Regions from separate parts of the Homo sapiens genome. Here region 1 is linked to region 2. A link is a contact called in ENCODE Hi-C or POLR2A ChIA-PET data. All regions are on one chromosome and are shown on one strand. Each heading gives the region's core, a stretch centred on a gene start or an enhancer-like site at or near the end of the contact. The rest is flanking DNA. Distances are from core to core; before and after follow the strand shown. Region 1 has its middle 19 kb from the start of RBM4. Region 2 holds the start of PELI3 (pellino E3 ubiquitin protein ligase family member 3).

Region 1 (6,144 bases), core at 121-2,620, 190 kb before region 2:
TAGGCAGAAGCCTGTAATTCCAGCTATTCAGTAGGCTGAAGTAGGAGAATCACTTGAACCCAGGAGGCAAAGGTTGTAGTGAGCCAAGATCGTGCCACTGCACTCCAGCCTGGTTGCAGAGCAAGACTCTGTCTCAAAAAAAAAAAAAAAAAAAGAGAGACTCCCATCTCAAAAAAAAAGAAATTGTGATAAGTACCACAAATTACACAAAATGGGTCCAATGGCAGGGAATAATGGGAGGACATATCTACTAAGCTACAGGTGGTTTGGGAGGGCATTCCAATACTTGATCCTGAAGCTAAGACCTGAAGTTAAGTTAGCTCTAAAGCAGTAAAGAGAAAGGTCCCTTCAGATTTAAAAAAAAAAAAAAAAAAAAGGCCCTGAGGCAGGAAAGAGCTCAGTGTATACAAGGATCTGAAAGGAGAGTCAGTATGGTCAGAAAAGGATAGATAAGCAGGGAAAAGGGCCTGAGATAATAAAGTGTGACAGAGGAAAGGCACGTTCAAACTAAGGGATTGGGCATTTTACTTTAGATAAAAGGGGAAGTTGCTGAAAGGTTCTAAGTAACGAAAGAAACATCTGATTTACATACATTTCACAAGAACATTCTGGCTATTAAATGGAGAATACTTTGAAGACCCAAGGGTAAGAAAAAGATGGACCTGGAGGTCACTGTAGTCATCTTGGTGGGAGAGGATAGCATGGTCTAGACTATGGCTGTGGCAAAGACATGGAGAAAAGAGGCAACATGTGATATAAACATGATCAAGAGCTGCTAATGGTTGGGGAGGGCGTAAGAATGACTACCAGCAATCTGGCTGAAAGAGAGAATGGGATAAGGAAGACTGAAGGAGAAATGATTTTAGAGTGGGGAGTCTCAGGAGCTCTATCTCAGATATACCAAGTTTGAGGTGTATTAAGACAACCAGCCAGGTGCAGTAGCTCATGCCTGTAATCCCAGCAAGTTGGGAGGCCAAGGCGGGCAGAACCCGAGGTCGGTAGTTCGAGACCAGCCTGGCCAATATGGTGAAATCCCGTCTCTAAATTTTGTATCTAAAGATACAAAAATTAGCCAGGTGTAGTGGCACGTGCCTGTAGTCCTAGCTACTCAGGAGACTGAGGCAGAAGAATCACTTGAATCCGGGGGGCGGAGCTTGCAGTGAGCCGAGATCGCGCCACTGCACTACAGCCTGGGCAACAGAGTGAGACTCCATCTCAAAAAAAAAAAAAAAAAAAAAAAAAGAACCAAGAAGAAATGTCAGCTAGGTGTCCAGATCCCTGAATCTTGAGCACAGAAGAGAGGTTTCAAACTGGAGATATCAAGAGTCTTTAGCACCTGGATCAGTGTTACATAACAGAAATACAATGTGAGCCACAAATGCAAACCACATAGGGAACTGAAACAGGTGAAATTAAATTGTATTAATTTTATTTTCCCCAGATAGTCTGGTGGTTAGGAAAAAAAAAAATTTTAATGTATTTTTACCCAATATGTGCAAAAAAATGACCATTTCAACATATAATGAGCATTAAAAACTGAATATATATATATATATATTTTTTTTTTTTGAGAGACACTCTTGCTCTGTTGCCCAGGCTAGAGTGCCGTGGCCCAATCTTGGCTCAATAGAACCTCCGCCTCCCAGGTACAAGCAATTCTCCTGTCTCAGCCTCCCAAGAAGCTGGGACTACAGGCACGTGCCACCACGCCTGGCTAAGTTTTGTATTTTTAGTAGAGATGGGGTTTCACCACCTTGGCCAGGCTGGTCTCAAACTCCTGACATCAAGTGATCTGCCCACCTTGGCCTCCCAAAGTGCTGGGATTACAGGCGTGAGCCACTGCGCCTGGCTTATATTAATTTTTTAAATCCCATAGGTATTTGGTACTCGCAGCACTGTATATGTCTCTGGCTACCACACTGAACAGCACAACTCCATATGGTATACAAAGCCAAAGCAATGAATGAAGTCTTGAAGAGGATTTCAAACTTGGCACTAGTGATAACTGGGAAAGGTGCCCCTCCTGTGCATTGGAGGATGTTTAGCCACATCCCTGGCGGGAGAAACCCCCTAAATTGTGACAATTAACAATGATTTCAGGGAATCTCTGAGCCTATTCTAGTTGCCCATTTAAAACAAAACGAAAAAAAAAAAAAAAAAAAAAAAAAGGTCAGACTAGGCCAGGCACAGTGGCTCACGCCTGTAATCCCAGCATTTTGGGAGGCCGAGGCAGGCGGATTACCTGAGGTCGGGAGTTCAAAACCAACCTGACCACCACGGAGAAACCCCATCTCTACTAAAAATACAAAATTAGACGGGCGTGGTGGTGCATGCCTGTAATCCCAGCTACTAGGGAGGCTGAGGCAGCAGAATCGCTTGAATCCAGGAGGCAGAGGTTGCACTGAGCCGAGATCGTGCCGTTGCACTCCAGCAGCCTGGGCAACAAGAGCAAAACTCCATCTCAAAAAAAAAAAATTTTAAAAAAGGGTCAGACTAGGTGGCTCACGCCTGTAATCCCAGCACTTTGGGAGGCTGAGGCAGGCAAATGGCTAGAGCTCAGGAGTTCAAGACCAGCCTGGGCAACATGGCAAAACCACAACTACAAAATACAGAAATTAGTTGGGCATGCTGGCATGCGCCAGTGGTCCCAGCTACTCGGGAGGCTGAGGTGAGAGAATTGCTTGAGCCCGGGAGGAGGTGGAGGTTGAACACGGCACTCCAGCCTGGGTGACATAGGAAGACCCTGTCTCAAAAAAAAGGTGGGGGAGGGGGCAGGCGAGGTGGCTCATGCCTATAATTTTTTTTTTTTTTTTTTTTTTTTTTGAGATGGAATCTTGCTCTGTCGCCCAGGCTAGAGTGCAGTGGCGCTATCTCATCTCACTGCACCCTCCACCTCCCGGGTTCAAGTGATTCTTCTGCCTCAGCCTCCCAAGTAGCTGGGACTACAGGTGCGCACCACGACAACTGGCTAATATTTTACATTTTTAGTAGAGACGGGGTTTCATCATGTCGGCCAGGCTGCTCTCGAGCTCCTGACCTCAAGTGATCCACCCCCTCGGCCTCCCAAAGTGCCGGGATTACAGGTGTGAGCCACCGCGCCCGGCCTAATCTTAGTAGTCTGGAAGGCTGAGACAAGAGTATAGCTTGAGCCAGGAGTTCCTAACCAGCCTGGGCAACATAGGGAGACCCCATCTCTACCAAAAGATAAAAATAAAAAATAAATTAGCCAGGTGCAATGGTGCATACCTCTGTAGTTCCAGCTACTTGGAAGGTTGAGATGGGAAGACCGCTTCAGCTCAGAAGGTTGAGGCTGCATTGAGCCATACTCATACCACTGTACTCCAGCCTAGGCAACAGAGCAAGACCGCACCTAAAAAAAAAAAAAAAAAAAAAAAAAGACTAAAAAATTGATCAGGGGCTGAGGATTAACTACAAAGGGGCACAAGGGCTTTTTGGCTGACAAAAATGTTCTGTATTTTGATTGCAACAATGGGAACAAGATTGTAACCATCAGTTACCAAAATTACCAGTACATTGTCAAACTGGGCATGGTGGCTCACGACTGTGCCTATAATCCCAGCACTTTGGGCGGCCAAGGTGGTGGATCACCTAAGGTCAGGAGTTCAAGACCAGCCTGGCCAACATGGTGAAACTCCGTCTCTGCTAAAAATATAAAAATTAGCTGGACATGGTGGCATGCATCTATAATCCCAGTTACTCAAAAGGCTGAGGCACAAAAATCGCTTGAACCCGGGAGGTGGAGATTGCAGTGAACCGAGATCATGTCACTGCACTCCAGCCTGGGCAATAGAGTGAGACACCATCTTTTTAAAAAACAAAACAAAAGGCCCCCCAAAAAAGTACATTGTCACAATGTGTCAAATTGTTTTCAAAATTGGTATATTTTATTGTTTGAAAATAATACTTCAGGCCGGGCATAGTGGCTCATGCCTGTAACCTCAGCATTTTGGGAGGCCAAGGTGAGCAGATCAACTGAGGCTGGGAGTTCGAGACCAGTCTGACTGACATGGAGAATCCCCGTCTCTACTAAAAAAATAGAAAATTAGGCCAGGCACGGTGGCTCACACCTGTAATCCCAGCACTTTGGGAGGCCGAGGCGGGTGGATCACAAGGTCATGAGATCGAGACCATCCTGGCCAACACAGTGAAACCCTGTCTCTACTAAAAATACAAAAACAAAATTAGCCAGGCGTGGTGGCAGGTGCCTGTAGTCCCAGCTACTTCAGAGGCTGAGGTGGGAGAATGGCGTGAACCCAGGAGGTAGAGCTTGCAGTGAGCTGAGATTGTGCCACTGCACTCCAGCCTGGGTGACAGAGCGAGACTCCGCCTAAAAAAAAAAATACAAAATTAGCCGGGCATGGTGGCGGGCACCTGTAATCCCAGCTACTCAGGAGGCTGAGGAAGGAGAATCACTCGAACCCGCGAGGCGGAGGTTGTGGTGAGCTGAGATTGCACCATTGCACTCCAGCCTGGGCAACAAAAGCAAAACTCCATCTAAAAAAAAAAAGAATACTTCAGGGCCGTCTCTTCCTGGTTCTTCCCAGAGTCAGGAAAAACTGGGTTGAAAGGGTGTTTAAAAAAAAAACTCAGAAAAGCTGATTTTTTAAAAAAGTAATCACATTATGACACTGCTTAAAAACCTACAAGACTAGTTGACTCAGAGTGAAGGCCAGAAAGGCCCTAGAAGATTAACTACTAGATCTGCTAACTACCTGACCTCTTCTGCTCCTCTCTCCTCCCACTCACTCTTTTGCCACTGGCCTCCTTACTGTTAGAACACTCCCACCTTAAGACCCTTGCTCAAGATATTCTCTCTACCTGGCGTACTTTTCCCCCAGATACCTGTTGCTAACTTACATCTAATTCAACTCATTGCTCAAATCTCACTTTTTTAAAAGAGGCCCAGGCCGGGTGCAATGGCTCATTCCTATAATCCCAGCACTTTGGGAGGCCGAGGTGAGAATCGCTTGAGCCCAGGAGTTCAAGAGCACCGTAGGCAACATAGCGAAACCCTGTATCTACAAGAAATACGAGTGGGATGTAGTGGCATGCCTGTAGTCTCAGCTACTCGGGAGGCTGGGGTAGGAGGACCAACTGAGACTGGGAGGTGGAGGTTGCAGTGAGCCAAGATCACCCCACTGCACTGCAGTCTGGGTGACAGAGTGAGACCCTGTCTCAAAAAAAAAAAAAGAAAAGAAGTGCCGAGTGCAGTGGCTCATGCCTGTAATCTCAACACTTTGGGAGGCCAAAGCGGGTGGATCACCTGAAGTCAGGAGTTCGAAACCAGCAGGGCCAACATGGTGAAACACCATCCCTACTAAAAATACAAAAATTAGCCAGGCGTGGTGGTGCATGCCTGTAATCCCAGCTACTGAGGATGCTGAGGCAGGAGAATCGCTTGAACCTAGGAGGCAGAGGTTGCAGTGAGCCGAGATCATGCCACTGCACTCCAGCCTGGGCAACAAGAGCAAAACTCCATCTCAAAAAAAAAATTTAGCTGGGCGTGGTGGTATGCGCCTGTAATCCTAGCTACTCAGGAGGCTGAGGGAGAAGAATCACTTGAACCTGGGAGGCGGACGTTGTAGTGAGCCGAAATGGCGCCACTGGACTCCAGCCTGGGCGACGTAGGGAGACTCCATCTCAAAAAATAAAAAGAAATTATCTGTAGGCTGGGCACAGTGGCTCACACCTGTAATCCCACCACTTTGGTAGGCTGAGGCAGGATGATCACTTAAGCGCAGGAGTTCAAGACTAGGCTGGGCAAAATGGGAAAACCTTGCCTCTAAAAAAAAAAAAAAAACAAAATTAATCAAAACTGAGCTGGGCGTGGTGGTGCGTGCCTGTAGTCCCAGCTACCCAGGAGGCTGAGGCGAGAGGATAGCTTCAGCCTGGGAGATCAAGATTGCAGTCAGACATGTTTGCACCACAGCACTCCAGCCTAGAGGACAAAGTGAGACCTTGTCTCAAAAATAAAAAAAATTTTTTTTTTGAGATGGAGTCTCACTCTGTCACCCAGGCCGGACTGCAGTGGCACTATCTCGACTCGCTGCAAGCTCTGCCTCCCGGGTTCACGCCATTCTCCTGTCTCAGCCTCCCGAATAGCTGGGACTACAGGCGCCCGCC
Region 2 (6,652 bases), core at 1,140-3,639:
AAGCCCTTGATAAGTGTTCACTATTACTGCTTTTTTTTTTTTTAAAGCATGTGTCAACAAACAGCCATTAAAAAAAAATCTTAATGATAATATAGCTTATCAAATAGTTTCTTTAGGACTGATGGCAAAGAGAGGCCAAAAGGAGATCCAGATGGGGGAGGAGGAAGAGGGTCTGTCCCTGGGGAAAGATCTGAGTGGATGGTGCAGGGATCCTGGTCAGGCAAAGACCAGGAAGGGATGAGGTTGGCCAGGCCGCCAGATCACGTTGCTTCCTCTCTCCTGGCCTTGGCTTTCTCATCTGTAGTGTGAGGGTCAGCTGTGGCTTAGTGAAAGCGCACTAGACCTAGAGTAAGAAAGACCTGGGTCCAAATCCCAGCCCTGCCACTTACCAGCTGTGTGCCCTTGGGCCAGTCACTTCCCCTCTCTGAGCCTCGGTTTCCTCACCTCCTTCCTCACAGCATCTTTGTGAAGATTGAAATGAAATAATGTCCATGAAAGGGCTTGGCACAGGCCTGCCTCCCAGAACACTCGATATGTGCTAGGCGCTGTTCTATGTACTTTACAGAAATCACCTCATTCATTTCTTCCAACAACCCTCTGAGGAAGGGATTATTATCATCCCCATTTGCAAAACAGGGGAAACAGAGGCACAGGGAAGTTCAGCAACTTGCAGAGGCAGGATTTGAACCAAGCAGTTTTGCTGGAGAACCAGAGTTCTTCACCCCACACCACACACACTAGGTGCTTTAGGAAAGGCAGCTGGTGTTAACATTTTTCTCATCTGATCAGGAAGTTGGGTGGTTAGAGTTGTCACAGTACTTTGTGAAAAATGGGAAGATAAAATAATAATTATGAATTGAGGTGGGTTTGGTCAATTTTGTCTTTCAGCTAGGAAGGTGAGGAGGGACAAACAGCTGAAGGCCCTATGTGGGGGGAGGAGGGGTCGGGCCCTTGTTCTGGCTGCGTTGGGTGGGTGTCTGGTGCTTCACCCCTTCTAGGCCAGGGATGCTCACCCCAGGACGATGAGTTCACCATACTTGATGGGCTCCTCGCCTGGCTGCGCATCTTCACCGGGAGAGGAGAGAACGCAAGAGCCCTTGTTCCCCCGGTGCTGGAGGTCTGAGGTTCGGGGGGACCCCACTTCAGGGTTTCCTTCCAGCACCATTCTGGGCAGAGTGGGAGAGAAAAGAGCTTTGTAGGTTCCCACCCCAGCCCGGCTCAATTCCAGCTGCAGCCTGCTGCAGGGCCGCCTAGGCTAAGGCAAGGGTGACCTTTCACCGCCTCTACTGCTATGGCAACCACTTCCCCTCTGCCTCCTCTAAACTGCCCGAGGTTGCTGGGATACCAGGGAGGGGTGGCACAGTGAAGAGAGTCAGGATATTCAGTGGTGCCAAAGAGATGGACCAACTTGGGGTGGCCAGAGGCTGCTTTTTGGCCAAGATCCCAGTCTGGGATGTGCTTCAAAGCGGGGCACCCAATGAGTTGGGGGCCGTTACCCCTCATCTCAGACTCAGTTCCTGCTTATAGCTCTTAGCCTCTGGACCTCTGATTTAGCCTCTCTGACAGGTTCTTTGAATCTACCTGTCCATCTGAATCTTTCTTGCCCCTTTGAGGTCTAGGCCTCTGTCTGTCCATCTGCTTTCTCAATGACTCTCTGTCCTCCCAGCCGCTGTCCTTTTTGCCGTCTCTCTCCCCCCATTCCCCATCTCTGCCTGTCTGCCCGCCTCCGCCTCACCATCTGCCTCAGTCTCCCCATCTCGGCCTCCCCCTGCGGGTAGGCCAATAGACTCCTCCTGGGTGCGCGCTCTTCCCTCCCTCAGGTGTCTGTCTGCGTCCCCAGCCGCCCGGGTCTCAGGAGGCCTGCGGAGGCGGCGCTCCCCCCTCGAGCTCGGGCTGCAGCACAGCCGTCTCCCGCAGGCAGCCCGTTTGGAAAACATCCCCGCGCCAGAGGGACCGCGCCGGGGCAGGCCCGCGCCCTGCGCCCCGGGCGGGCAGAACGGGAACCGCGGCCCAGCACCTACGCAGGTCCACACCCGGCGGCCCCTCCGCACAACACGCGCGCGTGCACGGCCCCGCACGCCCCGGGCCCGGACGGCGCAGAGACCACCCGCACCCGCGACCGCAGGGACGCGCGGGCGCGCAGCAGCCACCGGCGCCCGCCCTCGGACCCACTCCCTCCACCACCCCCAGACACGCAAACACGCCCCCCGCGCCCGCCGGGGCCCGCCTGGCGCAGCCCCCGCCCCCTCCGCCCCGGCGGCCTCACCTGGCCACGCTCCGGGCCCCGCTGGGCGCCGCTCCCTCCCCGCCTAGCCCCTGCTCGGCCCCGGGCCGCTGCGGCGGGATGGGCCCGGCCCGCGGCGGCTCCGCGCTGCCTCGTCACGGGGACACCCAGGGCCGGGGGAGGGGGATGAGCGCGAACAGCCACGCTCCGCCCCCTGTCCGGAGGCCCCGCCCCATTTTCCCCGCCCCTAGGAGAGCTCCGCCTCGCTCCAGACTCCGCCTCTTGCGGCGATGCTCAGCCTTCGTAGGCGGAGCTCCGCCCCTTCGCAGGAGACCACGCCCTTCCCCTGGTACCGCCCTCTGACCAGGGAAGCCCCGCTCTCCACTCCGTCTGAGGGACTCCCTTGCCCCTCCTAGCCGGCTCAGGACTCCCCCGTAGTCTACACGACCCCTCCCCCATTTCAGACTCCCCAAACTCCGCCTCCATTTCCGGGGACTCCGGGGTTCTCCCAGAGACATGGGCGCCCCTCCCCACTGTCGGTCAGGGCCCTCACACGGCGCTGGAGGCCCCTTCCCTAGCCTTAGGCCCGGGACTACGCACCCCCAGCTCCGACACCCCGCCTACCATCTGGGGACGCCACGCAATTAGAGGAGAGGAGGAAAATGCTAAAGGCAAAGGGGGTGTGCGGCAGCGGTGGAGGCCGGGGAAAGCAGCTGCAGTTGACCAGAGTCGCAGACCTGTCTTCCAGCCCAGCTCGGGCACCCCCCATTCCCCTCCCCTCAGTCCCCTCCCCTCCGCCAGGATGCACACACCCCCCGCTGTGCTGCAAAGGAAAGAGAGTTTTGGGGGAGCACCGCCCCTTCTGGGCCTGGGGCTTGCGAGAGATCTATCAGTCTACGTTAGGCGCTGTGCGCTGTGCTTTGAGCAAATTAAACCCTTTACTTTAATCCTGGGAGGCAGGCACGATAGTTGCCCATTTTACAGATGAGGAAATAGATTTACAAAAGTGACTTGCTTGTTGTAGTTTGCTAGAAACGGGCCAAGAGAGAATCTCAGCTGTATGAGTGGCTTCAGTCTCAACTCCTAACTTCGTACCTTGTCGTTCTGACTAGGGATGGAGCCTCAGAGGTGCAGAAGAGAAACCTTGTCTGCATCAGGTAAGGTCCCTATTGCTCAGTACTCTTGGTCTGGAACTATAAAGGCTGGATTATAGTTCCAGATCAAGTCTTTGGTCTTGTGGGGGGCGGTGGGGGTGTTTAATGAGAAAATCAAGGAAGACTGCACAGAGGAGGTGGCTTTTGACTTCCATTATGAAGGATGCATGTTTAGTTTGCCTAAACATTCCTGAGAGGGAGCCGCTGCCACTCCCACCCCCACAAACTTGTTGCACCTGAAGTTCCCCATCTACCAGACTCCCCTGGGGCCCTACTATATCCACCCCGCTAACTCCTCCACCTAAAAATAGCCAAAGATACCAACTGCTTTGCCAACTGTTCTGGGGCCCAGCGGCTAGATGAAACAAGAAAGCAGCCGACGGCACATCCTTTAGGGGAAAAGACACTCGTTAGTCACAGAGAATCTCCCTGCGAGACTTCCACCAAGCAGGACACCACCAGACCGCTGGGCTGCTGGCTGCAGGTCACACAAACCCTGTGACACAGGATAGCTGCCCTCACTGATGCCACCAGAGGCGTCCATTGTGCTGGGTGTGCACGGGGACCCTGGGACAGCCTCACTCCCTTGTGTACCCCCAGCTTTTAATGCATTGCCTGCCAGAGCAGGTCCTCAGTGAATATATACTGAATCCCTGTTATAATCCCCAATTTACACACCAGGAAGCTGAGGCTCAGGCAGAAGAAGAAACTTGCCCCAGGTCACAAGCCAGGCAGATGTGGAGCTGATGCTTCACAGGAGCCCCAGTGCTTCCACCTGACACTGGACTGCATGGAGGAAGGTCTGAGAGGGATCACCAAGACTCACTGGAGGAGGAGGCAGGGATTTCTCCTGGGGCAGTACTGGGATTGGAGCTGCATGGTGGCACAGCCAGACCATCAGGCCTCAGGGAGGCTGAGGTGGGCCCGACACCAGGATTGCCCAAGTAAGGGAGAGGAAGGGAGAGTTAGGACACCAGTAGCAGATGCCTAAGTTCCAACCTTGGCTTCTGGCTCTAAATCCAGCGCTCTGCTCCAAGAACTCCAGCTTCTTAATCTCACTAAGCTTCAGTTTCCTTATGTGTAAAATGGGAATAATAATGATACTTGTGGTGAATAGGATTTTGCAGTATTGCTTTGAAATTCCTTTGTCAACCCTCCCTTTTCTCTCTTCAATCTAGATCTTGTCCCTGTTGGTTCAAAGAAAGGAATAAAATAGAAACTTTATTTCTTTCTTAAAAAATTTTATTATTATTATACTTTAAGTTTTAGGGTACATGTGCACAACGTGCAGGTTTGTTACATATGTATACATGTGCCATGTTGGTGTGCTGCACCCATTAACTCATCATTTAGCATTAGGTATATCTCCTAATGCTATCCCTCCCCCCTCCTCCCACCCTACAACGGTTCCCGGTGTGTGATGTTCCCCTTCCTGTGTCCATGTGTTCTCATTGTTCAATTCCCATCTATGAGTGAGAAAATGTGGTGTTTGGTTTTTTGTCCTTGCGATAGTTTGCTGAGAATGATGGTTTCCAGCTTCATCCATGTCCCCTACAAAGGACATGAACTCATCATTTTTTATGGCTGCATAGTATTCCATGGTGTATATGTGCCACATTTTCTTAACCCAGTCTATCATTGTTGGACATTTGGATTAGTTCCAAGTCTTTGCTATTGTGAATATTGCCGTAATAAACATACGTGTGCCTGTGTCTTTATAGCAGCATGATTTATAATCCTTTGGGTATATACCCAGTAAAGGGATGGCTGGGCCAAATGGTATTTCTAGTTCTAGATACCCCTTTTTTTTTTTTTTTTTTTGAGACGGAGTCTCGCTCTGTCGCCCAGGCTGGAGTACAATGGCACAATCTCGGCTCACTGCAAGCTCCACCTCCCAGGTTCACGCCACTCTTCTGCCTCAGCCTCCCGAGTAGCTGGGACTACAGGCACCCGCCACCACGCCTGGCTAATTTTTGTAGTTTTAGTAGAAACGGGGTTTCACTGTGTTAGCCAGGATGGTCTCGATCTCCTGACCTTGTGATCCGCCTGCCTCTGCCTCCCAAAGTGCTGGGATTACAGGTGTGAGCCACCACGCCCGGCCGAAACTTTATTTCTTTAATTCTTGGGTTCTAATGCCTGAAGGGGAGAGGCTTGGAATAGTTTGGAAAAGTAGTTGTATATCTAGTTGAGAAAACATGTGGAAAAAACAAAACAGGGCTGGGCGCAGTGGCTCACCCCAATGCTTTGGGAGGCCAAGGCAGGAGGATCGCTTGAGGCTAGGAGTTTGAGACGAGCCTGGGCAACATAGTAAGACCCTGTCTCTACAAAATTAAAAAAATTAGCTGGGCATGGTGGTGCCTGCCTGTAGTCCCAGCTACGCAAGAGGTTGGGTCAGGAGAATCATTTGAGCCCAGGAGATCGAGACTGCAGTGAGCTATGATCACATCACTACACTCCAGCCTGGGCAACAGAGTAAAATCCTGTCTCTAAAAAAAATTAAGAAGAGAAAAAAACAACAGCAGCACATTCTTTCTGGGCTGGGAGATTTGGAGAGGAGAAGGAAGAGCTAAGATGCTAGGTTCTGCCCTTGAGGCCATGCCAGACGGGGAGGGTGGGGTTGGGAAAAGACAGATCCCTCACATGGATTTGGGGATCCAGAGCAGAGGCGACCTGGGCTTCAGTTCTCGGTCTCTAGCTTTAGAGGAAAGCCCTTGAAGCAAGGCCTGAGAATAATAATCCATGGCTCTTGGTCTCTTAGTTCTACTTCCTGAGTCATCTTTCATTTTCCATAAAAGGTAGTCTGTGTTTGCAGCTGAGTAATTTTCTTGGCCTGCATCCTGTCTATAGAAGTTTGAGGGTTCGAATGCCTCTTTTCCATTTCTGTTGTCTCTGTCCTTTACAGTCCAAGTTGTCAGTGTTTCTGCCAATACAATTCTCTTAAAAACTTTGTAGATTTCTATGGACCTTATTCACTTCATTAGACTATGCCCACAAATCTCTTTGAGATAAGCCCCCCTACCTTGGGCTCATGCTGATAGACAAATCCTTTAACGTTTCTAGAAGCCCTTATTGTTTGAATGGTTCTATTGCCTTAGACCTGAAGTCTTAGGGAATTTACAGGCATACTGTTGGCCTCTTGGCTTCAACTTTATACCATGTTTTTCTGATGTGATCTTTTTCCAGAAGCCATTTCTTAATTTTAGCATTGTTTTTGGCTGGAGAGGCTGGGAATTTTCTTCTTCTTCTTTGTTTGTTTGTTTGTTTGTTTTTGAGA

What was found. Hi-C counts contacts between places; a loop is a spot of excess contacts on that map. ChIA-PET counts read pairs that join two places held with the same protein, here RNA polymerase II (POLR2A). Pooled maps may share reads with other maps.
Region 1: a loop to region 2 is called in a pooled map, with 2.4 times the contacts of the local background. The contact joins the enhancer-like site here to the promoter of PELI3 in region 2. A Hi-C loop is called at or near these places in 1 of 50 pooled maps. POLR2A ChIA-PET finds 5 or more read pairs at or near these places in 5 of 52 experiments (Caco-2, GM10248, IMR-90 and 2 more).

Annotation. Positions count from the first base shown.
Region 1 is chr11:66,654,362-66,660,505 of GRCh38, reverse strand. It overlaps a transcript of RBM4 not described here. Among named protein-coding and RNA genes, the nearest start is that of RBM4, 19 kb to the right of the region's middle. Within about 2 kb of position 1,370, at least 2 of the 41 ENCODE cell types and tissues checked have a DNase peak (open chromatin) inside an H3K27ac peak, as active enhancers do.
Region 2 is chr11:66,462,642-66,469,293 of GRCh38, reverse strand. It overlaps PELI3 (pellino E3 ubiquitin protein ligase family member 3), which reads right to left and starts at 2,389. Exons shown (of 8, transcript NM_145065.3): 1 at 2,267-2,389; 2 at 1,014-1,166; 3 at 390-461. The coding sequence starts at 1,165. RefSeq lists silencers at 1,902-2,251, 2,262-2,471 and enhancers at 3,423-3,922, 3,923-4,424.